2 separate regions of the Homo sapiens genome follow, and region 2 is linked to region 1. Evidence: chromatin loops called from intact Hi-C (ENCODE). Cell type or tissue: PC-3. All regions are shown on one strand. Each heading gives the region's core, and the rest is flanking DNA. Links, peaks and the distances in the headings are about the cores only.

What was found. A loop is a pair of places that touch in the nucleus more often than their neighbours do. Peaks named below come from ENCODE experiments on the same cell type or tissue, not always from the same donor. Only the 100,000 strongest peaks of a DNase experiment are listed, where the experiment ranks them.
Region 2: it touches region 1 in a loop (2.0-fold over the local background); 3 of 110 quality-filtered maps call a loop at or near these places.

What each region holds. Positions count from the first base shown.
Region 1 is chr10:74,719,272-74,736,089 of GRCh38, forward strand. No RefSeq gene overlaps it. Among named protein-coding and RNA genes, the nearest start is that of KAT6B, 99 kb to the right of the region's middle. In PC-3, for the core only: no CTCF peak of the experiment used is centred there; a DNase peak (open chromatin) is centred at 9,160; H3K27ac peaks cover 389 bases.
Region 2 is chr10:74,640,563-74,657,380 of GRCh38, forward strand. All of the region lies in intron 9 of ADK (adenosine kinase), which reads left to right. It also overlaps the pseudogene NDUFA8P1 and the pseudogene POLR3DP1. Among named protein-coding and RNA genes, the nearest start is that of ADK-AS1, 120 kb to the left of the region's middle. RefSeq lists an enhancer at 14,297-14,797. In PC-3, for the core only: no CTCF peak of the experiment used is centred there; no DNase peak of the experiment used is centred there; H3K27ac peaks cover 525 bases.

The sequences.
Region 1 (16,818 bases), core at 5,835-13,834:
TTGTTGAAATTCTCAGTTTGTTCTTACATTGCTCTCCTGACCTCAGTGAGCATCTTTATGACCACTATTTTCTATTCCCTGTTGGGTAAATTGCATCTCCACTTCACATCAGTTCTAGAGATTTATCTTGTTCTTTGTTTTGGAAATATACTCTCCTATTTTTTCAGTTACCTTTCCTTTTTGTTGGTTTCTATACATTAGATAGGAACTGCCTCTCCTAGTCTTGTCAGACTGGCCTCATATAGGGAATCTCACCAATCCATCTGGCCAGAGACTTTAAATTTTCTCTCAAACCTTTATGTTCATCCAAACTGCTGTTTCTGGTTTTGGTGGCCCTTGGAGATTAGAATGTGCCATGTCCTGGCCAGGCACAGTAGCTTATGCCTGTAATCCCAGTGCTTTGGGAGGCCAAGACAGGAGGATCACTCGGGCCCAAGAGTTTGAGACCAGCCTGGACAACATAATAAGGCCCTATCTCTATATTAATATATTAAATAAAAATAAAGAGAGAAAAAAAGAATATGCTATGTCCTCTCCATACCCCAAGATTGGTAAGGTAGAAGCAGACTCTTTTGATACAGTTGGAAAGGTTGAGGTGTTGCATATGTATTCCAGTTCCTTCTATCTTCACAGTGAAGCTGAGCACAAGCATTTTCTCCCACCCTCTCTGCACAAAGCTGGGGAGAGAATCTGTGGCAAATGTCTGTCTTCACATTCAGGCAGCACCCCTCTGTTCCTGGGGAAATAGCTGCTGGAAGTGGACCCATTGTATATCTGCCTCTTTGTTTTTTGTGGTCTAGGCCACTCAGGAATGCAAAGTCCCATCAATTCCTAGAGTAAGGGGATTTTTTGTTGTTGTTGTTTTGTTTTTTTGGAGACAGAGTTTCACTCTTGCTGCCCAGGCTGGAGTGCAATGGTGCCATCTCAGCTCACTGCAACCTCCACCTCCCAGGTTCAAGTGATTCTCCTGCCTCAGTCTCCCAAGTAGCTGGGATTACACGCACCCACCACCATGCCCGGCTAATTTTTGGATTTTTAGTAGAGACAGGTTTTCACCATGTTGGCCAGACCGGTCTCGAACTCCTGACCTCAGGTGATCCACCCGCCTCAGCCTCCCAAAGTGCTGGGATTACAGCCGTGAGCCACTGCACCCGGCCTAGAGTGAGGTTCTTAAGGAGACAGTTCCTTTGGTAGGAGATGTAGAATTTGTGGCACTCAGTGCATGTAAAAACTCCTTCCCAAGAAGAATGGATAGGCCTGGATTTATCATTGGGGTGAGCCAAAGGAATGGCTCAGGAAGTGCCAAGCCCTGGCTCAGGTTGCTGTAGAGCTACTGTTTGTCTGCCCCATTAACTCCCCATGCAAGTTCATTAGAAGCCAGGCCATCAAGTAGCCACTGGAATTGTGTGCCATAAACCTCATCTGGAAAGAAAATGGAAGCTGTACATTCCAACCCATTTTGTGCACTACTGCAAGGGGGTCTAACCCCTGGAAGTGTTTGTGCACTTGTTTAAAACCATCTCTTTGTTCTGTGATCTACGGAGACTCACATATGACTAGTCCCTTCTGCTCCCAGGTCTAAGAGGTTTAGGATGGAATCCTTTGGGAGATAACTGTAAAAAACTGAAGCACTTGATGCTTGGCATAAGCCTCTTCTGGGGAGAAACAAGGAGCTGCATTTCTATAGCCCCTTCTCTGCACTGCTTCCAGGGGATAAAGCCCCTGGTAATGCTTGCATATGAAACCACTACTTTTTTCTGTGGACTAGAGAGACTCAAATATGCTTAGATCCCCTCTGTTACTAGAGCTAGAAGATTTAGGATGCAGTTCCTCAGATGGAAACTGTAAACATTGGGGTGCTTGTGTGGACAGTCTCCTTCCAGAAGGGATTAATAGACCTGGAGTTATTGCTGGAGTGAACCAGGAAAGAAGGCTTGGGAAGTGCCAATCTGCTTATCAGGCTGCCGGCAGGCTTCTATTTTGTCTGCCTCTTTAACTCCCTGATGCAAGTTAGTTAAAAGCAAGGCTGTCAAGTAGCCACTGAAAGAGCGTGTCATAAACCCCTTCTGGGGAGAAAGAGGGATGCATTTTTTAAGCCCCTTCTCTGCGTTCTTCCCGGGAGATGCAGCCTCTAGCAGTGCTTGTGCATCTATAAAACTGCCAGTTTTCTCCTGTGGTCTAGAGAGACTTGTGTATGCCTGATTCCCTCTACTCTCAGATTTGGTGGATTAAGAAACCAACCGTAGAGAAGTTACATGTTGGAGATTCCTTTCCCAGTTTTATAGCACAGTGCCCAGAATGCTATCCATGCCTGAGTGTGGCTTGGCTTCTCCTACCCACTCAATGTGGATGTTTTCTCAGTTGCCCAGTGGGTGTCTCTCGACTGGTCCCTGATTTTCTCTCAAAGGGAATTGATCTGTAAATAGATGTTGATTTCATGTATCTGTGAGTGGAGGAGAGTCTGGAAATTCCTATTCCACCCTGTTGCTGACATCATTCCTTCCTGTATATCTAATTGATCACCAAGTTCGGTCAGCAGTACCCCTCTTAAATCTCTTCCTCATGTCTCCATCTCCTTTGGTGTAATTTGGAGCATTATCATATATATTTCCCCAACTCTGGTTCTTCCCCATCACCAGTAAGTCCTCCCTCACCATGGGGACACCTTGTTAAAGAGGAAACTCAGTCACATTCCCTGGTCTGTTTAAATCCCTTGAGCATCCACCCCTTAGCCACTTCAACAGCTTTCCTACTGCCATCCCTCCTTATAACCCCCACTTCAGCCTAAACATACCTTATAACTACACTCATGCTTCTAACTGGATTACCACTTTCCCTCTACAACTACTCATATTTAAAGATGCTGTTCAAAAGTCAGGTCATCTGTAATGTTTTATTCTGTAATACCCAGGCAATTAGTTGCTGCTTCATCCGTTTTTCTCTCATAGTACATTGCATATTTCCTTATCATAGTTTATGCAATTGTATTGTATCATATAACTGTTTATTAATGTATATGTCTTCTTCTAAGGCAGAATTATCTACTGCCACATAGTAGATGCTAAATAAATGTTTGCTCAATGAAGACCTTTCTCACTTCTCCAGATTTCTGTAGTGAGTTAGAGACTTAGGAAAGGCAGAGTCACCAGGGATTTTGGCTGCCAGAAAAACTAGCTCTTCATATTATCTGGCTTTACTTCTGCTCCCATCCTCTGTACTAAAACTCTTCCTTCTTCTCGATGTAGCTTCATTCTTAGAAGTCTGTCCCTTGGCCAGGTGCAGTGGCATTGTGGCATTTAACCTGCCCTAGTTCCATGCCCCACATTCCAAGAAATGCAAGAAACAAGAAAGTATAGCCTATATGTGGGGGGAAAATATCAACAAAAAATCGTCCCTGGGGTAGCTCAGACATTAGACTTACTAGACAAAGACGTTAAATCAGCTATTTTAAGTATGTTCAAACAGCTAAATAAAACATGTCTAAAGAACAACAACTAAAGGGCCGGGCATGGTGGCTCATGCCTGTAATCCCAGCAGTTTGGGAGGCTGAGGTGGGCAGATCACCTGAGGTCAGGAGTTCGAGACCAGCCTGGCCAACATGGTGAAACTCTGTATCTACTAAATATACAAAAATTAGCCATGCATGGTGGTGCGCACCTGTAGTACCAGCTGCTCGGGAGGCTGAAGCAGGAGAATTTCTTGAACCTGGGAGGCAGAGGTTGCAGTGAGCAAAGATGGTGCCATTGCACTCCAGCCTGGGCAACAGAGCGAGATTCCATCTCAAAATAAATAAATAAAATAAAATAAAATAAAGAACAACAACAACCAAAAAAGCTTGATGTCTCACCAAATAGAGAATATTAATGAGGAGATAGAAAATATTAAAAAGGAACCAAATGGAAATTCTGGAATTTAAAATTATACTCAGGCCAGGTACAGTGGCTCATGACTATAATCCTGGCACTTTGGGAGGCCGAGGTGGGCGGATCACTTGAGGTCAGAAGTTCAAGACCAGCCTGGGGAGGTGAAACCTCATCTCTACTAAAAATATAAAAATTAGCAGGGCTTAGTGGCCAGCACCTGTAATCCCAGCTACTTGGGAGGCTGAGGCTCGAGAATCTCTTGAACCCAGGAAGCTGAGATCACACCACTGCACTCCAGCCTGGGCACAGAGTGAGACTCTGACTCAAAAAATATATAATTATAATAGCTCAAATGAAAATTTCACAAGAGGGGCTTAACAGCAGATTTGAACAAGCGAAAGAATCGGTGGCCTTGAAGATTGAGATTATCCAATCTGAGGAAGAGAAAAAATATGAATGGAGACAAATGGGCAGACTAACATATAAGCAACATAACACTTATCACACACAATGAAAATCCCAGAAGGAGAGAAAAGAGAGAAAGGGGCAAAAAGAATATTTGAATAAATAATGGCTGAGAACTCCTAAACTTGATGGCAAATATTAATTGACACATCACATAAGATCAACAAATTCCAACTAGGATAAACTTAAAGAGATCTACATTGAAGCACATTAAATCAAACTGCCAAAAACAAAGAATCCCGAAAGTAGCAAAAGAGAAGCAACTCATCATAAACAAGAGACCCACAATAAGATTAACAATTGACTTCTGATTAGAAATCATGGAAGCCAACAGGCAGTGTGGATCAAGAGAATGAGAAAACAAGCCACAGACTGGGAGAAAATATCTGCGAAAGATGTATTTGACAAAGGACTGTTATCCTTAATACACAAAGAATTCGTAAAACTCAACAATAAGAAAAGGAACAACCTGACTTAAAAATGGGCCAAAGAGTTGAACAGACACATCACCAAAGAAATTATACCAATGACAAGCATATGAGGCCAGCCACAGTGGCTCACGCCTGTAATCCCAGCACTCTGGGAGGCCGAGGCAGGTGAATCACATGAGGCCAGGAGTTCAAGACCAGCCTGGTCAATATGGTGAAACTCCATCTCTACTAAAAATACAAAAATTAGCCAGGTGTGGCAGTGTGCACCTGTAGTCCCAGATACTTTAGAGACTGAGGCATAAGAATCATTTGAACCCGGGACATGGAGGTTGCAATGAGCCAAGATTGCACCACTGCACTCCAGCCTGGACAACAGAGCGAGACTCTGTCTCAAAAAAAAAAAGGCATATGGAAAGATGCTCAACCTCATATGTCATTAGGGAACTGCAAATTAAAACAATGAGATAAAAAATTAAAAAACAATGAGATACCATTACACACTTATTAGAATGGCCATAATTTAGAATACTAACAAACATCAAATACCAGAACAACAGGAACCCTCATTCATTGCTGGTGGGAATCCAAAATGGTACAGCCACTCTGAAAGACAGTTTGGTGGTTTCTTACAAAACTAAACATACTCCTACCATATTTATATTCTTTGGTATTTATCCAAAGGAGTTGAAACTTACATTCACACAAAAACCTGCACATGGAGGTTTACTGCAGCTTAGCCACTTTATTCATAATTGCCAAAACTTGTCCTTCAGTAGGTTAATGGATAAGTAAACTGTGGTACATCAGTTAATGGAATATTATTAAACACTAAAAAGAAACACACTACTGGCGAGGCATGGTGACTCACACCTGTAATCCCAGCACTTTGGGAGGCTGAGGCAGGAAGATTGCTTGAGGCCAGAAGTTTGAGATAGCCTGGGCAACATGGTGAAACCCCATCCTTATTTTTTAAGATAAAAAAAAAAAAGAAAGAAACAAGCTATCAAGCTATGAAAAGACACGCAGGGATCTTAAATGCATATTATGAAGCAAAAGGACCCAATCTGAAAAGGCTACATACTATACGATTTCAACTATTTGACATTCTGGAAAATGCAAAACTATAGAGACAGTAAAAATATCAGTGGTTGCCAGGGACTGGGGAGAGGGAGGGATGATGAGGTAGAGCACAGAGGATACTTGGGGCAATGATACTTCCCTGTTGATGTTATAGTTGTAGATACATGTCATTATACATTAGTCAAAACCTAGAGAATACACAATACCAAGAGTGGACCCTAATGTAAACCATAGATTTGGAGGGATAATGATGTGTCATTGTAGGTTCACTGACTGTAACAAATATACCACTTTTGTGCAGGACGTTGGTAGTAGAGGAGACGTAGTAGAGGAGGCTGTGCCCGTTGGGAGTCCAGAGGTATATGGGAACTCCTGAAATTTTCTGCTCAATTTTGCTGTGAAAATTGTAAAACTGCTCTAAAAAATCAAGTCTATTTTAAAAGAAGGCTGTGGGGTGTCATATTTAAATCTCTGACAGAAAAAAATTAACCAAGAATCCAACAAAAATATCCTTCAAAAATGAAGAAATTGAGATATTCCTAGATAAACAAAAGCTGAGGGAGTTTATTGAAGAAACTTCTCTAAAAGATATGCTAAGTGGCATCCTCTGGGCTGAAATGAAGGGACACTAGACAATAATTCAAATCCACACAGAGAAATAAAGAACACTCGTCAGGCGGGGCGCGATGGCTCATGCCTGTAATCCTAGCACTTTGGGAGGCCGAGGCGGCCTGATCACCTGAGGCCACAAGTTTGAGATGAGCCTGGCCAATGTGGTGAAACCCCATCTCTACTAAAAATACAAAAATCAGCCGGGCGTGGTGGTGCATGCCTGTAATCCCAGCTACTCAGGAGGCTGAGGCAGGAGAATTGCTTGAATCCGGGGAACAGAGGTTGCAGCGAGCTGAGATCACGCCACTGCACTCCAGCCTGGGCGAAAGAGCAAAACTCTGTCTCAAAAAAAGAATAGAAAAGAAAAGAACACTAGTCAGGGTAACCACATAAGTAAATATAGAAGACAATGTTTACATATTATTATTGTAATTCTTCTTTCTTATCTGGTTTAAAAGGCAACTGCATAAAGCAATAATTATAAATATTTGCATATAACCTATAAAGATATAATTTGTGACAATAAAAGCATAAAGAGGGAGGTGAAGCAATATAGGAGCAAATATTTTATATACTATTGGAACTAAGTTGGTATTAATCTGAATCACAGAGAAAAAGCAGATGAGTGATTACCAGGAACTGGGAGAATGGGAGAAATGAGGAGTGACTATTAATGGTTATGGAGTTTCTTCTTGGTGGGTTGATGGTAGTGAAATATTCTGGAATTAGTGGTGGTGGTTTTACAACCTGAATATATTAAAAATAACTAAATTGTACACTTTAAAAGTTGAGTTTTATGGTATATTAATTATATCTCAATAACAATTACTTAGAAACAAACAAAAAGATGGCAGGAGTTGCTCTGTATATCTTAAAGAAATTGAATTTGTAAAGTTGAAAGCATTCCTACAAAAATACCTTCAGGCCCATATGGCTTTACTCATGAAGTCTACCAAACATTTAAGGAAGAAAGAATCCAATTCTACGTATACTCTTCCAAAATAAATTAAAGAAAACATAATTCTTTCCAACTCATTATTTGAGGCTAGAACCAAAACCAGATTAACACATTAGAAGAAAATACTCTGGAATCCCTGTCTCAAAAAAAAAAAAAAAAAAAAAAAAAAAAGTTAACATATCATGATCAAGTGGAGTTTATCCCAGGAATACAGGGCTAGTTTAATCTTCAAAATCGGGCCAGATGTGGCAGCTCTCACTTGTAATCCCAACGCTGGGAGCATATCTTGAGGCTGAGAGTTTAAGACCAGTCTGAGCAATGTAGCAAGACTCCATTTCTAAGTAAATAAAATATTCAAAATCAATAATTGAGCAAGTTGCAGTCGTTTATGCCTGTAGTCCAAGCTACTCAGGAGGCTAAGGTGGGAGGATCATTTGAGCCCAGGAGTTCAAGGCCAGCCTGGGCAACAACAACAAAAGATACCATCTCTAAAAGAAAAATCATTCATTATAATTCACCATATTAACAAAGTAAAAAAGAAAACCATATGATTATCTTGATAGACACAGAAAAGCGTTTGACAAAATCCAATATTCATTCCTAATAAAAACTAAATAAATCTGGAATAGAAAGGGATATCCTCAACATAATTATGGACATCTACAAAAACCCCACAGCTACTATCACACTTAGTGGTGAAAGACTGAATAGTTTTCCCTAAGACTAGGAACAAGACACCTTCTCTCCCCTTTTCTATTCAACGTTGTGCTGGAAGTCCTGGCCATTCCATCAGGCAGAAAAAAAAAGAAAAAAAACCAGCTAAATTGAAGAAGTAAAATTGTCTCAATTTTCACACAACGTGACTGTCTATGTAGAAATCTAAAGGAACCCAGAAAAAAGCAACTAGAACTAATAGGCAAGTTTAGCAAGGTTGAAGGATACAAGATAATACACAAAAATTAATTATATTTCTATATGCTAACAGTGAAAATTCATACATTTATTAATTTATCAAATTAGTAAAATGCCATTTGTAATAGCATCAAAAATATAAAATACGTAAAATACAAAATACAAAATACGTAGAAGTCCTCTAACTGGAAACCATAAAATATTGCTGAAAGAAATTAAATAATATCTAAATAAATAAATAGTCTGGGCACAGTGGCTCACGCCTGTAATCCCAACACCTTAGGAGGCTGAGGTGGGCAGATCTCTTGAGCCCAGGAGTTCAAGACCAGCCTGGGCAACATGGCAAACCCCGTCTCTACAAAAAAAAAAAAAAATATATATATATATATATATATATATTTAGCCAGGTATGGTGACACACGCCTGTAGCCCCAGCTACTTGGGAGGCTGAGATGGGAGGATCACCTGAGCCCATCTTAGCCTCCCAAGTAGCTGGGACTACAGGCATGTGGGAGGTCGAGACTGCAGTGAGCCATGATCAAGCCACTGCACTCCAGCTTGGGTGACAGAGTGAAACCCTGTATAAAAAAAAAACTAGATATGCCTTGTTCATGGGTCAGAAGACTCAACAATGTTAAGATATCAATTGTCCCCAAATTGATCTATAGATGCTGATGTGGTTTGGATATTTATTCCCTCTGAATCTCATGTTGAAATGTGATCTCCAGTGTTGGAGGTGGGGCCTAGTGAAAGGTGTTTGGGTCACAGGGGTGGATCCCTCCTGAGTGGCTTGGTGCCCTTCTGCGGTAATGAGTGAGTTTTTGCTGTATTAGGTCACACAAGAGCTGATTGTTTAAAAGAGCTTGGCATCTCTCTCTTGCTCTCTCTGTCACTATGTGACACACCTACTCCCTCTTTTCTTTTCTTCCTGCCATGAGTAAAATCTTTCTGAGGCTGGCCAGGCATGGTGGCTCACACCTTTAATCCCAGCACTTTGGGAGGCCACAGTGGGCAGATCACTTGAGGTCAGGAGTTCGACACCAGCCTGGCCAACATGGTGAAACCCTGTCTCTACTAAAAATACGAAAATTAGCTAGGCATTGTGGCATGCATGGGTAGTCTCAGCTACTTGAGTGGCTAAGGCAGGAGAATCTCTTGAACCCAGGAGGCAGAGGTTGCAGTGAGCCAAGATTGTGCCACTGCACTCCAGCCTGGGTGACAGAGCGAGACTCTGTTTCAAAAAAAAAAAAAAAAAAAAAACTTTCCAGAGGCTTCACCATAAGCTGAGCAGATGACGGTGCCATGTTTGTACAGCCTACAGAACCGTGAGCCAAATAAACTTCTTTTCTTTATAAGTTACCCAGTCTTTGATAATTATAAATTACCCAGTCTTTTTTTTTTTTTTTTGAGATGGAGTCTCACTCTGTCGCTCAGGCTGGAGTGCAGTGGCACGATCTCCGCACCACTGCACTCAGCAGGTTCAAGCAATTCTCCTGCCTCTCAGCCTCTCGAGTAGTTGGGACTACAGGCGTGAGCCACCACACCTACCTAATTTTTGTATTTTTAGTAGAGACAGAGTTTCGCCATATTGGCCAGGGTGGCCTCAAACTCCTGACCTCAAGTGATCCACCCACCTCAGCCTCCCAGAGTGCTGGGATTACAGGCATGAGCCACCGCACCTGGCCAAATTACCCAGTCTTTATAAATTTATAATAAAGGCCTTTATTCAAGGCTCCCTTTATTATAATTTTATTATAAATATAAATATTTATTATTTATAAATAATAAATATTATAAATATTATTAGGTGCTAATATTCAAGACAATAGGGAAAAGACCCAGAAGGCATTTCTTCCCTAGCAATGCAAAACAGACTAACACAGAACATTGATACCAGGAGTGTGATGTTGCTATAAAGATACCTGAGGATGTGGAAGTGGCTTTGGAACTGTGTAATGAGCAGAGGTTGGAAGAGTTTGGAGGGCTCAGAAGAAGACAGGAAGACAAGGGGAAGTTTGGAACTTATCAGAGATTGGTTAAATGATTGTGTCCAAAATGCTGATAGAAATGTGGACTGTGAAGGCCAGGCTGAGGAGGTATCAGATAGAAATGAAGAACTTGGCTGGGAGCAGTGGCTTACGCCTATAATCCCAGCACTTTGGGAGGCCAAGGTGGGCAGATCACCTGAGGTCAGGAGTTCAAGACCAGCCTGGCCAACATGGTGAAACCCCGTCTCTACTAAAAATACAAAAATTAGCCAGGCATGGTGATGGGTGCCTGTAATCCCAGCTACTTGGGAGGCTGAGGCAGGAGAATTGCTTGAACCTGGGAGGCAGAGGTTGCAGTGAGCTGAGATCGCACCACTGCACTCCAGCCTGGGTGACAGGGTGAGACTCTGTCTCAAAAAAAAAAAAAAAAAAGAAGAAAGAAATGAAGAATTTAGTGAGAACTGGAGTAAAAGTCACCCTTGTTACACCTTAGCAAAGAACTTGGCTGCATTGTGTCCATGTCCTAGAGCTTTGTGGAAGGCTGAACTTGAGAGTGATGACTTAGGGTAACTGGCAGAAGAAATTTCTAAGCAGCAAAGCATTCAAGAAGTGCCATGGCTGCTTTTAACAGCCTATGATCAGATATGGGAGCAGAGGAATGACCTAAGGTTGGAACTTATCATTAAAAGGGAAGCACAGCATAAAAGTTTGGATAATCCACAGCCTGGCCATGTGGTAGAGAAGGAAAGGGAGTTTCCAGGAGGGGAATCCAAGCAGGCTGCGGTTGGGAGCAAACCTTGCTAGAGCAATTAGCACGTCTAAAAGGGAGCCAGGTGCTAATATTCAAGACAATGGGGAAAAGGCTCAGAAGGCATTTCAGAAATCTTCCAGGACACTCCTCCCATCACAGCCCTGGAGGCCTAGACAGACAGACTTGTTTTAGAGATCAGGCTGGGTCACTGCTGCCCTGTACTTCTTCAGGACGCTACTCTCCCAACGCTGGCCACTCCAGCTCCAGCATTGGCTCAAAGGGGTTCAGGTACAGCCTGGGCTGCAGCTCCAGAGGGCACAAGCTGTAAGCCTTGGCAACTTCCACATGGTGTTAAGTCTGCAGGCACACAGAATGCAAGAGTGAAGTAGGCTTGGCAGCTTCCACCTAGATTTCAGAAGATATATAGGAAAGCCTGGGTGCGGAAGCCTGCCACAGGGGCAGAGCCCCCACAGAGAGCCACAACTAGGGCAGTGCTGAGGGAAAATGTGGGGTTGGAGCCCCTGTGTAGAGTCCCCAGTGAGGCACTGCATAGTAGAGCTGTGGGAATGGAACTACCACCCTCCAGGCCCAAGAATGGTAGAGTCACTGGCAGCTTGCACCCTCAGCCTGGAAAAGCTGCAAACACTCAACTCCAACCTGTGAGAGCAGCCACTTGGGCTGCGCCCAGCAAAGCCACAGGGCCAGGGCCACCTGAGGCCTTGGGAGTGCATTCTTCACACAAGTGTGCCCAGGATATGGGACATGGAGTCAAAGGAGATTATTTTGGAGCTTTAAGATTTAACGTTTGCCCTGCTGGGTTTCAGACCCGCATGAGGCCTGTTGCCCACTTCTTTTGGGTAATTTCTCCCTTTTGGAATGGGAATGTTTACCTAATGCCTGTACCATCATTGCATCTTGGAAGTAAATAACGTGTTATTGGTCTTACAGGCTCATAGGCGGAAGGGACTTGCCTTGAGTCTCAGATGAGACTTTGGACTTTGGACTTTTGAGTTGATGCTAGAATGACTTAAGACTTTGGGGGACTATTAAGGAGGGGTGATTATATTTTGCAGCATGAGAAGGACATGAGATCTGGGGGGCCAGGGTGGAATTATATGGTTTGGATATCTGTCCCCTCCAAATCTCATGTCGAAATGTGATTTCCACTGTTGGAGGTGGGGCCTAGTAAGAGGTGTTTGGGTCATGGGGCAGACCCTTCATGAATGCCTTGGTGTCCTCCTATGGCAATGAGTGAGTTATCATTCATAAGAGAGCTGGTTGTTTACAGGAGTCTGGCATCTCTCATTTGCTTCCTTTTCTTGCCATGTAACACACCTGCTCCCCCTTTACCTTCCATCATGAATGAAAGCTTCCTGAGGCCTCACCAGAAGCCAAGTGGATGCTGGTGCCATGCTTGGACAGCCTGCAGAACCGTGAGCCAAATAAACCTCTTCTGTCTGTAAATTACCCAGCCTTGGATATTCCTTTGTAGCAACACAAAATGGACTAATACAGATGCTATGCAATCACAATCAAAATTCTAGCTGGCATTTTTGTGAAAACTGACAAGCTACTGATTCTCAAATTCATATGAAAATACATAGGACCTAGAATAACCAAAACAGCTTTGAAAAAGAAGAGCAAAGTCAGAGGATTTACATTACTTGATTCAAGACATATAAAGCCACAGTAATCAAAACAGTGTGGCATTAGCATAAAGTTAGAAACAGATAAGTGGAACAGAATAGAGAGTTCAGAAATAGACCCACATAAACATGCACAAGTGACTCTTCAAGAGCTTTATGAGATATAACTTACAAACCAAACTATTCACCCATTTAAAATGTACACTTTTTACATTTTTAATTTTATTTAATTTATTTTTTTCTTAGAGTTAGGGTCTCACTCTGTTGCCCAGAATGGAGTGCAGTGGCATGATCATAGTTTGCTGTAACCTCAAACTCCTGGGCTTAAGGGATCCTCTTGCTTCAGCCTCCCATGTGCACCACCATGCCCAGCTAGTTTTTAAATTTTTCTGTAGAGACAGGGTCTCACTATGTTGCCCAGGCTGGTCTCCAACTCTTGACTTGTAGTGATCCTCCCTCCTCAGCCTCCCATAGTGCTGGGATTCCAGTAGCATGAGCCACCTCACCCAGCCTAAGTCAAATGTTTTAAGTAAGTTCCCTGGGTTGGACAACCATCACCACAATCTATAGAAAATTTTTGTCCACCCAGAAAGAAACCTTGTACTTATTAGCAATAACTCCTCATTTCCCCTACTGTCTCCTCCTCAGCCCTAAGCAACAGCTAATCTTTCTGTCTTTACAGATTTGGTTCTTACCAATATTCTATAAAATGAAAGCATCCAATATTTAGTCTTCTGTAACTGGCTTCTTTCTCTTAGCATAATTTGTTCAAGGTTCATCTATGTTGTAGTGTGTATCAGTACTTCATTCCTTTCACTTGCCAAATAATATTCCTTTGTAAGGATATATCACATTTTGTTTATTCATTCATTGGTTGATAAATACTGGAGTTATTTCCACTTTGGTTCTATTACAATAATGCTGCTAGGGACATTTGTGTACAAGTTTTTGTGTGAGCATATGTTTTCATTTCTCTTGGGTTGATAAGTAGGAGTGGAATTGCTGGATTGTATGAAAATGATATGTTTAACTTTTTAAGAAACTGCAAAACTGTTTTTCAAAACAGCTACAAAAGGCTACATTCCCACCAGAAGTTCACTAAGGTTTCAATTTCTCCATATCCTTGCCAACACTCATTATTGCCTGTCTTTTTTTATTATAGCCATGCTAGTGAACATGAAATGGTATCTCATTATGCATTTGTCTGTTTGCTTATTGTGGTAAAATAAATGTAACATAAAATATGTCATTTTAACGCCCCCCCCCTTTTTTTTTTGAGACGGAGTCTCGCTCTGTTGTCCAGGCTGGAGTGCAGTGGAGCGATCTCGGCTTACTGCAAGCTCCGCCTCCCGGGTTCACGCCATTCTCCTGCCTCAGCTGCCCAGCTAAATTTTTGTATTTTTAGTAGAGACGGGGTTTCACCGTGTTAGTCAGGATGGTCTCGATCTCCTGACCTCGTGATTTGCCCGCCTTGGCCTCCCAAAGTGCTGGGATTACAGGCACGAGCCACCACGCCCGACCGTCATTTTAACCATTTTAAGAGCACAATTTAGTGGCACTAATTACATTCACAATGTTTTGCAATCATCCCCACTATTTCTATTTCCAAGACTTTTCCAGCACCCCAAACAGAAACTCTGCACCTGTTAACTACCCATCTCTCCTCACTCCCAACCCCTGGTAACCTATTATTTACTTTCTGTTGCTATAAATTTGCCTATTATAAATATTATAAGTGGAATAATACAATATTTGTCTAGCTTATTTCACTTAGTATAATGTTTTCAAGATTCACCCATGATGTAGCATGTATCAGAATGTCATTCCTTTTTTGTGGCTGAATACTATTCCACTGTATGTGTGCAGTACATTTTGTTTATCAGTTGATGGACACTGGGTTGTTTCCACTGTTTGGCTATTGTGAACAGTGCTACAATGACCATTAGCATACAAATATCTGCTTGAGTCTCTGTTTTCAATTCTTTTGATTATATGTCTAGGAGTAGAGTTGAAGAGTCGTCTTGTAATTTTATGTTTAACTTTTTGAGGAACCACCAAATGGTTTTCCACGGTGACTGCACCATTTTACATTCCCAGCAATGTACAAGGTTTCCAGTTTCTCCACATCCTCATTAACGAACACTTGTAATTTTCTGTGTTTTAAAAATTATTATAGCCATCATAGTGGATACGAAGTGGTAATTCATTGTGGTTATGATTTGCATTTCCCTAATGACTAATGGTGTTGAGCATCATTTCATGTGTTATTCACCATTTATATAACTTCTTCAGATGTACTTTCAAATCCTTTGCTCATTTTTAAATTGGGGTTTTTTTGTCTTTTAATTGTTGAATTGTATTTTTGTATGTTCTAGATGCAATTCCTTCATATGATCTGCAGATGTTTTCTCCAATTCTGTAAGTTGTCTTTTCAGTTTTTTGATGGTATCATCTGTAGCACAAAAGTTTCTAACTTAGCTATAGATTTTTTTTTCTTTTGTTATTTGTGCTTTTGTTATATCTAAGAAACCATTGCCTAGCCCAAAGTCACAAATATTCTGCATTTTCTTCTACGTGTTTTATAGTTTTAGCTCTTAAATTTAGATCTATAAGTAATTTTGAGTTAGTTTTTGTGTATGGTGTGAGTTAGAGGTCCACATTCCTTTCATATGTGAATATCCAATTTTTCATCATTATTTGTTGAAAAGGCTATTTCTTGGCACCCTGGTTGAAAAAAAACAATTGATCATAAATCTATGGGTTTCTGAAATTTTAATTATGTGGCAATTGATTGTTAAAAATCTAAAACTAAAAAACTACAGAAACAAAAACTGGAGAAAATTTTGGTCGTCCATTAGGCAAAAAAAAATTTAGATATGATACCAAAACACAATCCTAAAAAGGACAAATTGATATTTTGGACTTCATAAAAATTGAAAATCTCTGCTATTCAAAAGAAACTATTAAGAATATGAAAAGGTAAGCCACAGAATAGGAGAATATTTTTGCAAAGCTCATATTTGATAAAAGACTTCTATCAATAATGTATAACACCCAGCACTTTGGGAGGCCAAGGTGGGTAGGTCACTTGAGGTCAGGAGTTCAAGACCAGCCTGGCCAACATGGTGAGACCCTGTCTCTTCTAAAAATACAAAAAATTAGCCGGCATAGTGGCACGCCGGTAATCCCAGCTACTCAGGAGGCTTAGGCAGGAGAATTGCTTGAACCTGGGAGGTGGAGTTTGCAGTGAGCTGAGATCGCACCACTACACTACAGCCTGGGCAACAGAGAGAGACTCTGTCTCAAAAATATGTATATACATATATATACACATACATGTATATAGTTTTATATATAACATATATTTTGTTTTATATATAAGTATATTTTTATATATATAACATATATTTTGTTTTATATATAAGTATATTTTATATAGATAACATATGTATTGTTATATACATATTTTTAAAAAACTCTCAAAACCAAAGTTTAAAAAAATCCAATTTTATAAATAGGCAAAGATTTGAACACATATTTCACCAAATAAGTACATGAAAAGACACTTGACCTCATGAAGTGCAAATTAAACCCACAGAGAGGTACCTCTTCACACCTATTAGAATCAATAGAATTAAAAATACTGGGCTGGGTGCAGTGGCTCATGCTTGTAATCCCAGCACTTTGGGAGGCTGAGGTGGCAGATCACTTGAGGCCAGGAGTTCGAGAATAGCCTGGCCATCATGGTGAAACCCCGTTGCTACTAAAAATACAAAAATTAGTCGAGCATGGTGGCAGGCGCCTGTAATCCCAGCTACTTGGGAGGCTGAGGCAGGAGAATCTCTTGAACCCGGGAGGCAGAGGTTGCAGTGAGCCGAGATCATGCCATTGCAATCCAGCCTGGGCAACAAGAGCGAAGCTCCGTCTCAAAAAAAAAAAAAAAAAAAAAGAGACTGGCCGTACGAAGTATTGGTGAGGATGTGAAGGAATTAGAATTCCCATTCACTGCGGGTGAGGATATATAATGGCACAGCCATTTCAAAAGCAGTTTGGAAGTTTCTTAAATGCTTAATATTAATATAGCTATCACGTAACAGAAACATTCCACTCAG
Region 2 (16,818 bases), core at 3,310-11,309, 81 kb before region 1:
AATATATCTTTCAGTTCTAATAGACTACATGTTTAAATCAGGAATCGGCAAACTTTTTATAAAGGGTCAAATAGTAATTATTTTCTGCTTTGCAGGGCATACTACCTCCATTGCAAGTGCTCAACTCTCCCTCTGTAGCGTGAAAACAGCTGTATATAAACAAATGGGTGTGGCTGTATTCCAATAAAACTCTATTTATAAAAATAGGCAGCTAGCCAGATTTGGCCCACAGGCCATATTTTAACAAGCCCAGGTCTAGATGTTAATGTAATGGGAATGTCATATTAAGAGAATTATTTGATGAATAGGATATAATTCTTATTTCATAGAGACCATTCTCTCAGACTTTTTATTTTTAAAGCGTAGGCAAATATAAAATATTATTTCACTGTCAGGATGTAATACCATGGGAAAAAGATTAAAAATACTCTGGCACCAAACTGTTGTAGTAAATTATCTGAAATAGAGCCTTTGACTTCCCAATTAAGGAAGAAAATGGTGTCTGCAACACCTGTGACTGGGTTATTTTAAGTCTTCAAAAGTTAGGGGCCTAGTAGAAGAGAGTCTCAAGGGCTTGTTCATTTTCTTTCTCATCAAATGGGCCAAATCATGCTTTTCATAGTAGAAGGTAGGCTGTGGACCCTTTACTATTTTATTTTTAAATATTTCTCTTGGCTAGGCATAATGGCCCATGCCTAAAATCCCAGGCTGAGGCAGAAGGATCCCTTGAGCCCAGGAGTTTGAGACCACCCTGGGCAACATAGCAAGACCCCGTCTCTACTAAAAAAAATAACTTTTTAAAAATTAAAAATAAATAAATAATTTTTTGGTGGTCCAGAAAGGGGCAGCTGCCATGCTTTGCAGGTTTCAGATCCCCATCTATCTTGGGTTGGGTTTCTATCTTGGTCTTAAGTTATCAGTATTCTAATATGGAGATAAGTCTGCCTTCACTTTGGAGACCTTTGTTAGTTCTTCCATGTCAGGCTTCAGCTAGTATAGTTTGTCTAATGCATTTATATAAAACTTGTTTCCAACAATGAAAAAGCAATTACAGGTTGGGATATGTAATTCAGGCCCATTACTACATAAAAGGATCAGCACAGTGGTACTTTATCTGACTAGGGAAGTCTAAAATATTCTTGTTGGCCAGCTTGCTTTCACATAAGCACTGTTCGGGATCTTTTCTAAGTTGCAGAACATGAATTCCTTATTGGCCTATCCCACTAGCCACAGCTGTGAGCACAACAGAACTGACACATACCTGGTAATTATACCTTATCTAAAGTGAACAGGGCCACCTTCCCAGCATAGTGACAGCTATAGCCCTTAATCTAATGCAGTGGTTCTCAAAGTATAGACTCACTGGGGGTGCCCTTTCTGAGGCTCTTTCAAGGAATCTCTTCTATGAAATCAAAACTACTTCACAGTAATTCAAATATATTATTTGCCTTTTTGACTCTCAATGACAGTAGAGTTTTCCAGAGACTACATAATGTATGATATCACAACAGATTGAATACTGAAGCAAATGTTAAGAATCCAGCTGACTTCTGTTAACCAGATATTAAAGAGATTAGCAAAAACTTAAATGTCATACTCTCTACTAATATTTTTGTTTGGAATATATAGTTATTCTTATGAAAATATGTTAAAATGTAGGTTTATTCAGAAATTTTCTGAGATCATTTTATTTTCTAATACAGTAAATATTAATAAATATGACTCACACAAAATCTATTTGGAGTCCTCAATTTTTTTTTCTTTTTTTTCCTGGCTTACATTTTTTGATGCACTCAATTTTTTTTTTTTTTTTTTTAATTTAAAAAGAGACAGGGTCTCACTATGTTGCCCAGGCTGGTTTCAAACTTCTGGGCTCAAGCAATCCTCCTGCCTTGGCTTCCCAAAGTACTGGTATTACAGGTATGAGCCAGTGCACCTGACCTCAATAATTTTTTAAGAGAAAAAGTTTGAGAACCCCTCCTCTAATGTAATACCCTTAGTTGCAATACTCTGATCTCATGGTTACTGATATCATCTTTACCATATTCCCTCTTATAAAATATTTACTAAAATTATCCCCAGAGATAACCCTTGTTAACAATTTAGTGATTACTTCTAGACATCTTTCTACTGAGTGCTTGCATTCACACATAATATATATACTTTTACATTTATTGGATCATACTGTGGTCTTTCAAAACTTATTCTCCTGAGTTTAATTTTTCTACCTGATCACTCTCTGAATTCTTATAAAATCTTAAGTTCTTTTTTTTTTTTTTTTTTTTTTTTAAGACAGGGTCTCACTCAGTCACTATCACCCAGGCTGGAGTGCAGTAGCATGATCATAGCTCACTGTAGCCTCAAACTCCTGGGTTCAAAGGATCCTCTTACCTCAGCCTCCTAAGTAGCTAGGACTACAGGTGTGTGCCACCATATCTGGCTAACTTTTTTTATTTTTAGTGGAGACAGGCATCTCACTATGTTGCTCAGGCTGGTCTCAAATTCCTGGCCTCAAGCAATCCACCCACCTCAGCCTCCTAAAGTGCTGGGATTACAGGCATGACTCACCATGCTTAGCCTAAATCCTAAGGTCTTAAAATTGAAAGGGACAGAGGGGTCATCTTATCTCATTCCCAACTCAAGTCAGAAACCCTCTCTAAAACATTCACAACCTGAGAGGTCCATTTAATTTGGTTTTATAAACCCTAAATTGTTAGAAACTTTTTCCTTCTCTTGGACATAAATTTGCCTTCTTGATCACTTTTACCCATAGGTTCTAGTTCTACTTTGGGAAACTATATAGAATGCATCTTATCTGTCTTCACTGGGCTTCATTGTGGGTATTTTCTTCTGTTCTATCTTCCAGTTCACTAATTCTTTTTTAAGTTGTGTCTAAGCTTCTATTAAAACTATCCACTAAATTTTTACTTTCAATTTCCATTTAAACCTGTTGTATTCTAGTCCTCTGTTAAAATTCTCGATTTTATCTTTAACTCTTGCTATTTCAAAGTTTCTGTTTGTTAAGTTCAATATCTGGAACTGCTTTATTAAGCTGTAATTTCTGCTGGTTTTAATTTCCTGCTTGCCTCTTTGTATTACTGTTTATTTTTTATTGTGGGTGATATGTTGTATTTGCAAAATTGCTTATAGAAATAATTTGAAGTATAGGATGATTCATGTTTGCTTTTGGCAGGCATGGGGACATTGGCACACTATATTTATCTTCATCTAAGTTTAAAGATTTAGATGATTAGAGGCTAAGCTACAATCCCTTGTCTAGGTCTTTCTACTGCCTGTTCACACACCCTTAATCCTTTTGATTCCCACCCTGAGATAAGGAGATTTTAACTAGGCCCATTACTCTTGACAGACTGGGTTCCAGACTTTGTCCTCCTAGCATCAAACACCAGACTCACTTCTCTGGGTTTCTATCATCCTCTGTATTATAGCCTGGTAATTCTTCATTCTTTTGTTAGGACTTCAATGCCTTCAAACAGATTTTTTAAAAATATGTCCAGATGTTCTAATTCTTGATAAGACAGTTGGTCTGAATTACCTAGGCTGCCATTAGTACCTGCAACCTACTTTAATCCGTATTAATATTTTTCTGTCCTTCTGGATTGCTTGGGAAACTGTTAAAGAGCAGGAATAACCCTGACCAGGCATCTGTACCACATTCAACCAGATGCTCTGTAAGAGCTCCTCTTGAAGGTTTAATCTGATATTAATCAGATAGGAAGTACAGTTCTTATGAACAGATTCAGTCTTCCCACAGGGATGAGTTCAGTTAAGAGGGGCAATGGATACGGTGTACAGTGGCCCCATTTTCCTTTATGTTTATATTCTAGTCTTGTAATAAAACTAATGCTCAGAATGAAAGGTCTCAATTTAGGATTTAAACCAAGTATAAACAAAAAGTTAAAACAAGCTATTGTTCAAACTTTGACTTAAGTGAAAGAATTGGTTTTTTTATTTGTTTGTTTATTTTTGAGGCAGGGTCTTGCTCTGCCACCCAGGCTGGAGTTCAGGGATGCAATCATAGATCACTGTAACCTCGAACTCCTGGGCTGGAGCAGTGCTCCCGCCTCAGGCTCCTGAGTAGCTAGGAGAACAAGTGACACCACACCCAGCTAATTTTTTAATTTTTTTGTAGAGATGGGGCTTTGTATGTTGCCCAAGCTGGTCTTACCTTCTGGCCTCAAGTGATCCTCTTGCCTTGGCCTCCCAAAAGTGCTGGAATTGCAGACATGAGCCACCATACCCGGCCTGGTTTTATTTTAAAAAACACTTTTGCTGCCCTTCTGTAAAATGTTAATTATATGTATGCACATTTTCTTTTATCTGGTGCTTCTCTAAATTCCTTTAGCCCACGTCTTATCCAACTAGTCATGTGGGAATTTCCTCTTTGGGGAATTAAATATTTAATATTAACTTCTAGGTAGTACAGAGCAGCCCACTGTGTTTCACTTTTGTATTATTCCTTTGTTAGCACTAAGTTTTCTGTATCAGCTTGTCTAGAATTTTTGTTTCAAAATTGTATTCTTCTAATTTATTTGCAGTTTTTCTCTTCTAATTGTTTAATTGTCCATCCCCTACCCCCTGCCCCAAGGCAAATGTACTGTCTTTTATCCATATGTGCCCATAAATTCTAAACTCAAAGATTTCTGGTTCTCCCTTATATTTATGGTATTTTTCTACTTCTCTGTTCAGTATATTTTTGCAAGTGTTTCAGTTTTCTTCAGTGTTTGAGGTTCTCTAGTGTGTCATTTCATTTTCATGCATCAGAGTAATTCCTACCATTCTTATATGGAGTCTCTTACCTGATGATTTTTTAATTAGTAAAGTGCAATATTGAACAACATTGAAGATTTTATTTCTTAATCTAAAACATAATATTTATTTAATAATGAAATGGAAATATAGGTTTTGTGAAAGGGAGAAAGGTGTTTCTCTAAATATTATACCTGTGTCAAAAAGCTGCAAGTGCTACTACCACTGTTTTGTGACCCCTGAATGATTTCTGCTTTCTTTATATTAATACTTACTCTAATAGTAATTGAACTCCCAAAAAGATCACAAAGTCCCCAATTGCTAGCTTTATAAATACATTGATGTGTACCTTGTTTGATGAGATAAAAGCTTCAGTAAGTGATATCCCCACCTGTGTGGTTAATTTCAAAATATTGTTTGTCTAATACATTGTTGTCAGTGACAACTGAACAAGAACTTTTAGAAGCAGTTGGCTGTCCATTAATGGCAGATTTCAAGGCTATGCAAATTGTGCCAGTTCAGCCCTGCATTTTTTCGATATTATCATATCAATTGAGTCAGTTCAGAGTAGACAAAGCAAGGTTATGGGAACCACCTAGAGCATCATGCACCATTTAACATCAATGCAGCATACATGAACATCTGCAACTTCGATCTTATTAACAGAGGATAGAATGGAAGGCAGTAAACAGCTTTCTTCATCACTTAATTGCAAAATAGTATTTCCTAATGTTTGCATTGTTTATCAACACGAACTTCATCAATAATTGTATAATTATGGTTGCCTAGATCACAGTGCCCTCATGCATCTTGTCACTTATTATAGAGTGGTCTGAGTTTAATTTGAATTTGAACACATGATACAAGGATAATAATACAAGTTCCTTGAAATGTGAGTTGCATAATACAAAAATTTTGTGTAGTAGGAGAATGGCAAGTTATGATTCTTCAGTCACTTTGGGGATTAACACAAGGAAAAACAGGACTGAAAGGCAGTGAAAGATGAGGGGAAGCCACTAGTTAGATTCAAACATAGACCCATTGGACATGAGAGTAGGTTATGTTCCTTAGAATTAATCATGAGTAATTCGATGTTTGCTTTAGGCCCAAATTGAGCTGAATTAAAACAGGATTATTATGCTTAGGTCTTCCCTTCAGTCTCTGTAGTTAAAGAGAGAAAATGGCAGAAAACTACAAATATAGTGAGGAAAAAGCTATGGTGGCCAAAGTTAAAAATACCACATGCTGAGGAAAGCCTTGACATAGCTGCTCAGCCTTCATTGCTGTTGCTTTTGAAGCCTGATAATGCCACACTACTCCTAATTAGCAAATGTTAGTATTACAGTAAGCAATCAAGTGCAGTCTTCAGGCTTTGTGGCAGCAGTTTCGCAGTGCAAAATATTGAAGAAAAAATGAAGGAAAACAATATAAGCTCAGCCACAGTTATTGGTGTGGTCAGTGGGAGTTGTCTCACAAGAGAGCAGGAAAAGGAAAATGTGAAAAACAGTGGGTGCATTTAAAGCATGTAAGACAAGAGCTGGCTAGTCTGAAAAGTTTGTCTATTTTAATCATGAAAATCTCACATTTTTACTTAAATCCATTTTATATTTAAGGAAAAATCTAAGGCTTGTTCATGAAATTACACTTGAAATATTTTAATTTGTGGTTAGAGTCTCCTCCCCATCTCAAATTAAAAGGTATTAAATTGTATATTGAGTGAGCTCCGTTTGTACTCAGCTCTTCCCAATTAATAAACATAGTCATTTCCTTAAAAAAAAAAAACTCTAGAGTTAGAATGTTTTCTCTCACTAATTAGTCTGTATTTATGCCTTTAATAATTATCTGTTCATTTTCTAGCAGCAAATGTTTGTTCTCAGATTAAATTGGAGAAGGAAGGAAAAAAAAGATAGCTACCCACAGTATAGTATCCACAGACGATATAGAGTTATGTCCCTCTTTGTGTGGTTCTTGAGTATAATAGACATAACAGAAGCTTTCTTAATATGATAGTTAATCTATTATTTTCTGTATTTGGGGGATGCTAAGAACTGGTTTACTAGAGGTAATAGTTTGATCTGTAGTTATTTATGTTAAAATACTTTTTTAAAAGGTAATTACAGCTTCTACTATAAACTTGAAAAAGTTGGTCTAACTCTGTGCCGAATGAGCGGGGAGATATTACTATATACATACATATAAGTGTATATGCCTCTTACCTGAATACCTCAGGGAGCACACTTTTCTGAACCAGGGTTTTGTAATAAATGTGTGTACTACTAATTCTGACACATGTATAGTTCTCCTTTAAATAACTTGTATGCAAACGTTATTCAGAAACGTCTTCTAGGAGCTATTTATCAAAACTGCTATAATAATAACTTTGTCCTAATGAGTTTCAGTCTCTGTTTAGGGAGTAATCGATAAACTACAAATTAATGTTCCATAATTCACATTATAATGCACATATAATTATTTTGAGATGAGGCAAACCCTATGCATTTAATTTACAGCTATAATTAAGTAAGCTCATTTGATACTAATTAAGTAAGTCTAAAAGGATCATAGGTTTGTGTATTTAATTATCAAGGTACAATCAGCAACTAATTCCTTGAAAAGCTTTCCTATCTTCAGTTCAACACTGATCTCAGCCCACACTACAATTTATCTTCTTGCATCTTCAATAGATTAAAATGCATTGTGAATTGTGGAGAATCTACTTGGTAAGTTAGCTTCTTTATTTAAAAAGTATATATATGTATATATATATACACATACATAGGCTTAAGAATACAGAAATTCTATAATCTGGCAAAACTGTCCTTAAGAAGTGAAGGAGAAATTAAGACATTTCCAGATAAAAGATAAAGAGGTTTATTGCCAATAGACCTGTCCTACAAGAAATGCTAAAAGGGAATGCTTCAGGATTAAATGAAAGAATGCTAGACAGTAACTGAAAGCCATATGAAGAAATAAAGAACTCCTGTAAAGGTATCTATATAAGTAAATATAAAAACCAGTATTGCTGGTTTGTAACTCTTCTTTCATTCATGAAAGGAAAATGCCTAGGCCGGGCGCCGTGGCTCACACCTGTAATCCCAGCACTTTGGGAGGCCAAGGCAGGCAGATCATGAGGTCAGGAGATCAAGACCATCCTGGCCAAAATGGTGAAACCCCATCTCTACTAAAAATACAAAAATTCGCTGGGCGTGGTGGCACACGCCTGTAGTCCCTGCTACTCGGGAGGCTGAGGCAGGAGAATCGCTTGAACCTGGGAGGCGGAGGTTGCAGTGAGCCGAGATCACACCACCGCACTTCAGCCTGGTGACAAAGCGAGACTCCATCTCAAAAAAAAAGAAGAAAAGTGCCTAAAACAATAATTATATGTTAATGGAAAGACATGTAAAATATGTAATTTATAACAACAACATAAAGAGGGAAACAGAGCTGTATAAGAGCAAGGTTTTTTATACTGTCCAGGCTAAGTTGGTAACAATTCAAACTAGATTGTTATGAATTTAGGATTTTAATTGTAATTGCCATAGTAACCACTAAGAAAATAAGAAATAGGTCAGGGCGCAGTGGCTCACACCTATAATCCCAGTGCTTTGGGAGGCCAAGGCAGGCGGATTACGACGTCAGGAGATCAAGACCATCCTGGCCAACATGGTGAAACCCTGTCTCTACTAAAAATACAAAAATTAGCTGGGCGTGGTGGCACGCAGCCTGTAGTCCCAGCTACTTGGGAGGCTGAGGCAGGAGAATCACTTGAACCCCGGAGGTAGGGGCAGGAGAATCACTTGAACCTGGGAGGCGGAGTTTGCAGTGAGTCAAGATCGCACTACTGCACTCCAGCCTGGATGACAGACCGAGACTCCATCTCAAAAAACAAAAAAAGAAATAAAATAAGAAATAATGAAGTTTTCTCTAGTTTTGTTAAAGTAGTATATAAAAATTAGATTATTAGAAAATACACTTAATTGCTAGCTTAGAAGTCTTTTAAATTCTACTGTCAGCCGGGCACAGTGTCTCACCCCTGTATTTCCAACACTTTAGGAGGCCAAGGTGGGAGGATCACTTGGGCCCAGGAGTTCAAGACCAGCCTCTGTAACATAGGGAGACCCTGTCTACAAAAAATTAAAACAATTAGCCAGGTATGATGGCAAGCACCTGTCATCCTAGGTACTCAGGAGGCTGAGGTGGGAGGACCACTTGAGACTGAAAGATTGAGGCTGCAGTGAGTCTTGATTGCACCACTGTACTCCAACCTGGGCGACAGAGTGAGACTCTATATCAAAAAAAAAAAAACAAATTCTGTCAGTCAATCAACTAATATTCAAGTATTTAATATAGTAGGCTTCCTGCTAAGTTTCAACAATTGTCTCCATTTCTTCCCACTAAATTTTTTAATGTATAGTCAAGAAGGAAGAGCTATCTGATGTCTAGAGTGACATTCTAGTGTTGGGAAATGCTAGATAAGATGTTCACATTTTCAGATTTCCCAGCCACATTTAAGCTCAAAAAATATGAATACTTGTCCCCATGACTTTCCTGAAGGTCTAAAAGATATTTCTGTCTCCATCCCTTCAAAACCAAGATACCTGATTGTGAGGAGTAGAAGACCCCTATATGGTCCAGTGTATGTTCTCTTCAATCTCAAAGCGTGTTTAGAGTATTGCCATTGCTATCAGAAATGTGAACTTTCCCCTCAGATCCTAGATTTTCAGATTAAGCTAATCTTAGAACATGGGCTTTCCTCCTTCCTTATCAGAGGCCACTGTGGTAAAATATTATAGAAAGTAATTGTTGGCCAGTCGCAGTGGCTTATGCCTGTAGTCCCAACACTCTGGGAGGCTGAGGCGGGCAGATCATTTGAGGTCTGGAGTTTGAGACCACCCTGGCCAACATGGTGAAACCCTGTCTCTACTAAAAATACAAAAATTAGCCGGGTGTCATGGCCGGCGTTTGTGGTCCCAGCTACTCGGGAAGCTGAGGCAGGAGAATCACTTGAACCCAGGAGGTGGAGGCTGCCAAGATCTCGCCACTGCACTCCAGCTTGCGTGACAGAGTGAGACTCTGTCTCAAAAAAAGTAATAATAATAATTGCTAATACCTAATGTTGCGCTTTACAGCTCACATAGAACATTTACTTATATTATCTAAAATGAGGTATTAAAATAGATGAACAAACTGATATCTGGGCTGGGAGGGAGTTGTTGCTTCTTTTATTTCTTTGGGGTACTACTAGCACAGCCTGTCAGTACATTAAAAATAGAGACTTTTTGGCATTACTTTGTTTTTTCCAAGATTAACTAGCACAACACAAATTTCTTGTGCCTAGGTGTAACCAGTGTTGAGACTTCACATACCACACACAATTAATGACATCAACCTTGCAGTACTGACAGCGATATCATGCCCAGTTTGTATATGGTGTCTGGGTCATCTGAGGAAGTTAAAATAGTATTGTGATCTGTGAACAGGCCAAGTCTAGCAGGTGCCATTTGCATAGACTAGAATATAAATAGTATCCTCTAAAGCTATATGATGTAATGTCCCTAAAATGAATTATCTCCCATCTTCTTTCATTCTCAGAAACAAAAATACTGATTCTTGTATTGTTTGATGGAAAACTATTAGTTGTTCAACATAACCAGCAAAGTATAAAGACTTGACACCTAATGGCTTCTGTTTTCTCTGAGAGTTAGAATTAGTATGTAGCTTAAGAAGAGCTGTAGGCATTTAGAATGATATTTGGGGTGGTGGTGGGGAAATGGAGGCATCAGCTAGGGATAGTTTAGAACCAGTTCTAAATTGAGTGGAATTGCCAAAATTCGGTATGGTATTGGATAACAAATATGGCCTATTTTGACACAGGGTCTTAATTTTTTTTTTAATAGGCTTGTGCCATTCTTCTTAATCTAATAGGCATTGGCAATCCCTAATTACGGAGAACTGGTTTGTCTAGTGACATCCCAAACATAGGAAGAATGTTTCCTTCTTTAAAATTTTTTGATAGACACTTGAGTCAAATGAAGAAATCCCAGATGAAAAATTTTAGAAAGGACATTCTACTCTCCTGTAGAATGGGAAAATTGTCCCATTCAGCTAGTTGTAAGCCAAAGGAGAAAACTTAAGGGGTTGTATTATGCAGCTACATTTTTGAACTGATAACAGTTACCCTTCCCTGTCCTTTCCTGCCTAAACAGATCCTGATGCTGCAAACCAACATTTCTTTCTTTTTTTTTATCACTGTTGATGAAGGTTATTTAAAACAGAATCAGTGATATGTTAGCAAATATTTTATGACTGGCTTTCAGGAAAAAAGAACATAGATTCATAGCAATTGTGTCATGGTTTAAATACTCCCACCATCAATGTGAGGTCACTGAATGTAGATTTGAGAAGAGCTTTGTATATGCAGAATTAATTCTCATTAGCCAATCTGAGCAGGCTCCAGCACACCACTGACAGTTAAAAGAGGTGGATGACTGATGTGAGTAACCACATGAATGAATGTCAAAAACATTATGCTAAAAAAAATGTGCTGAGGTAAGAAGCCAGATATAAAAGAACATATACTGTATGATTACATTTATTTGAATTTAGAACAGGCACTATTAATTTACAGTGATAGAAATCAGATCAGTAGCTTTTTGGTTTTTGTTTTATTGAGAAGGAATTTGGCTATGAAGGGATATGAAGGAACTTTCTTTCTTTCTTTTTTTTTTTTTTTGAGACAGAGTATAGATCTTGTCACTATGCTAGTAGCGCCATCTTGGCTCAACTGCAACCTCTGCCTCCTCAGTTCAAGCAATTCTCCTGCCTCAGCCTCCCGAGTACCTGGGATTACAGGTGCCCACCACCACGCCCAACTAATATTTTTGTATTTTTAGTGGAGACAGGGTTCCACCATGTTGGCCAGGCTGGTCTCGAACTCTTGACCTCAGGTGATCCACCCACCTTGGCCTCCCAAAGTGCTGAGATAACAGGTATGAGCCAGCACACCTGGCCAGGAACTTTCTTAGATGAAAATATTCATAGCAGCATTACCCAATAGAACTTTCTACAGAACTATCAACATAACAATTGTATTTTCAATCTCTGCTTAGGAAAAATAACCAAACAGCAATTTAAAGATAGCCTGTAGGCCAGGTGTGGTGGCTCATACCTGTAATCCCAGCATTTTGGGAGGCCAAGGTGGGCAGATCACTTGAGGTCTGGAGTTCAAGACCAGCCTGGCCAACATGGTGAAACTCCGTCTCTGCTCAAAATCAAAAATTAGCCGGCTGTAGTGGTGGGCGCCTATAATCCAAGCTACTTGGGAGGCTGAGGCAGGAGAATCACTTGAACCTGGGAGGCAGAGGTTGCAGTGAACTGAGATCGCACCACTGCACTCCAGCCTGGGCGATACGGCGAGACTTAGTATCAAAAAGAAAAAAAAAAAGCCTAATAGTAAGATGGAACCCAGTATGCTAGTATATATTTAACAGTCAGCTCATAGCAAACCAAGCCCTAGTTTGTTGTGTTTTCTAATTTCTATGGTGTAAATACTCTCACCATGACTCACCATTCAAACTACCAAGATGAAGGCATTGAATGGTGAGTTGGAAAGAGAAATGTACGATCAATTCATAAGCTGGTGTGAACTCAGTTTCTGAACTGCTTCTACCCGTCACTATTATTGACGGACTGAATTTTCTTGGTTTTAGTTTAGTTCTTTAGATTATTCAATCTTTCCCAGAGCTGTGTCTTTGCCCAGAGACTTTATTGAACCTCAGAGATGTCTGGCTAGGCTGTAGCTCAACTTTAGATCCTTTAACAGAAGGAAGAACACGAGGGCTGAGTGCGGTGGCTCAGGCCTGTAATCCTAGCACTTTGGGAGGCTGAGGTGGGCAGATCACTTGAGGTCAGGAGTTCAAGACCAGCCTGGCCAACATGATGAAACCCTATATCTACTAAAAATACAAAAACTAGTTGGGCTTGGTGGTGGGCACTTTTAATCCCAGCTACACGGGAGGGTAAGGCAGGAGAATTGCTTGAACCCAGGAGGCAGAGGTTGCAGTGAGCCGAGATCATGCCATTGCTGTCCAGCCTGGGTGACAGAGCAAGACTCCATCTCAAAAATAATAATAATAAGGAATAACATGCGTATGATCCTTAAAATATTTCTGCAACTTTTTTTTTCCCCTGGTGCTGCAGCTTCTATTCGTAAAGAATGGTGAGGAACACAACCAAGCTTTAAAATCAGTGTACTTGAGAGGTTTTGTTGTTGTTGTTTTTACAGGTAATTAACCATATGTTACACATTTTAATCTGCTTTTAAGTGCAAGAGAGATTGGCAAATGACTTAATAAAGAAATGACTTCTGCTTAAATTGGATAAAATGGTTGTTTACTGGTGTTTATTGCTGTATTCCAAGTAGACAAGTAATCTGTGAATCCAGTTTAGTTTATTGGACAATAAATGGTACTCAGAACTTTTATCAGTGTTTGATTGTCAGGATGCCCATTGAAATTGACTTCATACTTAGGGAACTTTAATTTTATTGTACAGTATGCACTGTTAAAAAAAATATCCTTGTCTTTCAGTATAAACCTATGACATTGCCTTGTGGCATTATCATCCCTGAGATGCTTTCTTGCTCTAAGATTTCTTCTATGTCATAAAGAAAAAAGGAACTTTTGGTTCCTTCATATCTAATGCAGTTTTTTCTTTTGTAAACTCTAAATATTTTCCATTGCCACCATCAACAATTCAAATAACAATCTTACTGATGGAAAGTCCATGATTAGAAATAGCTGCTTCTTCAAAAATAAAGAACTTTGTATGTACCTATCCATTTTGAAAATCTTAACCATTGTGCTCAGAAGGAGAGATATGATTTTAAGAAGGGTCACATTTAGAATACCAATAATGTCCTACTCCTGAAATAATTGGGACCAGGCCGCTAAAAAGAAAGCACCTGATGTTTGGCCTTTCAGTATTTTCTATAACTATGACGCCTTGGTCCAAATTATCTAATAAATGCTTCTTCCTATTCTCCCGCCCTAAGAGTCCATGGTCTCTTTATAAAGAAGAATCATATACATACAGATATTACTTGAATTTATATGGCATCCTCATGAGGTGAATCCCACCTATGTCACTTAGGATTCATTTGATTGCCCTGGTTTGATCCAATTCAAGTATTAATTCAGGCCAGGTGCAATGGCACATGCCTATAATCCCAGCACTTTGGGAGGCCGAGGTGGGCAGATCACTTCAGTTCAGGAGTTCGAGGCTAGCCTGGCCAACATGGGGAAACCCCCGTCTCTACTAAAGATACAAAAATTAGCCGGGTGTGGTGGCAGGCACCTGTAGTTCCAGCAACTTGGGAGGCTGAGGCAGGAGGATTGCTTGAACCCGGGAGGCAGAGGTTGCAGTGAGTAAGCCAAGATTGTGCCACTGCACTCCAGCCTGGGTGACAAGAGTGAGACCCTGTCTCAATAGAAAAAAAAAAAAAAGGCCAATATGGGCCCAGGGCCTGCCATTCAGACTTCCGCTTGTGGCAGAGACCAAGGGATGGCAGCAGGTTAGTCGCAGGTGAAGTCATAACAAGCGGTGTGGAGCCGCACCTGGGCAACATGTCGGAAGGAAATGCAGTGAGCGAACCCAGCACTCTGCAAGGGCCCCGACCCCTCCTGACTGGGGCCCAGGAGCTCAGCAGGCAGCGACTGGCACCCCTTCACCCCGGGCCGCCTTCCCTTCATCCGCTCTGGGAACCTTACCCTGGGGGTTGAGGTTGGGGGTCAAGAAGAAAACCTTCACCCCAAATATCATCAGTCAGAAGAACCCAAGGAAGAAGTAACCGTCAAGAAGGAGAAACATGAAAGGGACAGAGATGGACAGAGACAGGTGCATGGACAGGGATGAGGCCACCCAGAAGTGATCCAGTCTCACTCCATCTTTGAGAAGGGCCCAGCTGAAATGATGAAGAAAAAAGGAACTGGAATAAGAAAGTGAATGTGTCAGACATGGGACCTTCTCATATCGTCCACATCAAAAAAGAGAAGAAAGAGTTGGACGAAGACACGAAACATCTCACCATGCTGTAGAAGGACGATTTCATTGATGACCCTGGGCTGAGGAATGACACTCGCAACATGCCTGTGCAGCTGCCACTGGCTCACTCAGGGTGGCTTTTTAAGGAAGAAAACAATGAACCAGATGTTAAACCTTGGCTGGCTGGCCCCAAGAAAGAGGTGGGGGTACCTACTGTGAAACTGAAAGAGGAGCTACAAGATGAGGAGGAGGCCAAGATAAAGGCTCCTTCCAGAGCAGCCAGGAAGACCCCCGGGCCTCCCGAAGGACATATCCGTGGCAGAGCTGCCCAGGGAGCTGAGCCTCACCAAGGAGGAGGAATTGCTGTTCCTCCAGTTGCCAGACACCCTCCCTGGCCACCCACCTATCCAGGACATCAAGCCCATCAAGGCAGAGGTACAGGGCAAGGACAGAGAGGTGGTACTCATCAAGCAGGAGAACGACCAGGAAGCCAGGCTGGCAAAGAATGCTTCTACCCTAGCTGACCTGACAGAGGGTCAGGTTGGCAAGCTGCCCATCTGCAAGTCCGAAAGGGTGCAACTCCTCCTGGGCAAGGTGACTCTGGACGTGACCATGGGAACCGCCTGCTCTTTCCTGCAGGAGCTGGTGTCTGTGGGCCTTGGAGAGAGTAGGACTGGGGAGATGATAGACCTGGGACATGTGAAGCACAAACTTCTGTGTTCCCCCGATTTTGAATCCCTCTTGGATCACAAACACTGGTAAAATGATCAGATGGAGGAGGATGGCGGCTGCTGTCTGCTCCAGACATTTTGTTCTCGAATCTCTGCAACCCAGGAGAGGCCAGTTGAGCCCACCCACTCCAGCCTTTGGCAGCCATTGTCCCAGTTTCCCCCAGGGCCCACAGGGCTTCCTCCCACAGCAGCTGTGAATGGCACAGTTACCTTCCCACAGTGTGAAGATGGTACATCCTTGCTGCTGGGGACTTGTCCATGCTATTTGTTTTTGTATTTATATTTTGTATTTTGTCTTAATCTCTTCAACTGACTGCATCCTCCCAAGGGAGGAGGGAGGATCTGTGGGAAGGTGCAGGCTTTTGGTGGCTGTTGGGCCGTCAGGCAGCAAGTGTGAGGACTGCAGCTTTTGCTGGTGCTCCCTTCTTCCTCCCAGAGGCAGTATAGGAGAGAGAGCAAGGATTGAGTCTGAGACTTAAGCATGGGGTCCCAACTCATCAGTTCCTGGTTCTGTATCCTTGCGCAAACTACCTAACCTTTCTGAGCCTCCTGTTCCTCATCTGACAAAAATGGGGATGATACCTACTTCACAGGGTTGACGTGAGGATTACATGGGATATTATAGATGAAAACTCCTTGCACAAGGCCAGAACCAGTAGCCACTCAATAAATGTTAATTTCCTTTTAAGTAAATAAATAAATAATCAAATGTTAATTCAAAGTCCCACATGAGAGCGTTCTGTGTTTTGTGGTGTTTGTTTTGTTTTGTTTTAGAGACAGGGTCTCATTCTTTCACCTAGGCTGGGGTGCGGTGGCACAATCACAGCTCACTGCATCCTCGAATTCCTGGACTCAAAGGATCCTCCTGCCTCAGCCTCCTGAGTAGCTGGAACTATAGACATGTGCTACCATACCTAGCTAGTTTTTTTTTTTTTTTAATCTGTAGACTGCCTCTGTGGACAGTTTTTCAAATTTTTTGTAGAAACAGGGCCATGCTTTGTTGCCCAGACTGGTCTTGAGCTCCTGGCCTCGAGTGTTCCTCCCACCTTGGCTGAGACGACAGGTGTGAGCCACTGCACGTGGTCAGCCTTCTATCTTTAAACAGGATCTGAATCTAGATTCATCAACTCATAAATATGTTCTCATTTTTAAATGATGGAATGATGGAAAGTGAAAGCACCAATCAAATCATATTTTCATTATTTCCAGAATGTGTTCAGCACAGTTAGGTCTGGAAAGGTTTTTGGGAAAGGTTGTGCAAGGTTGAATTTATTCA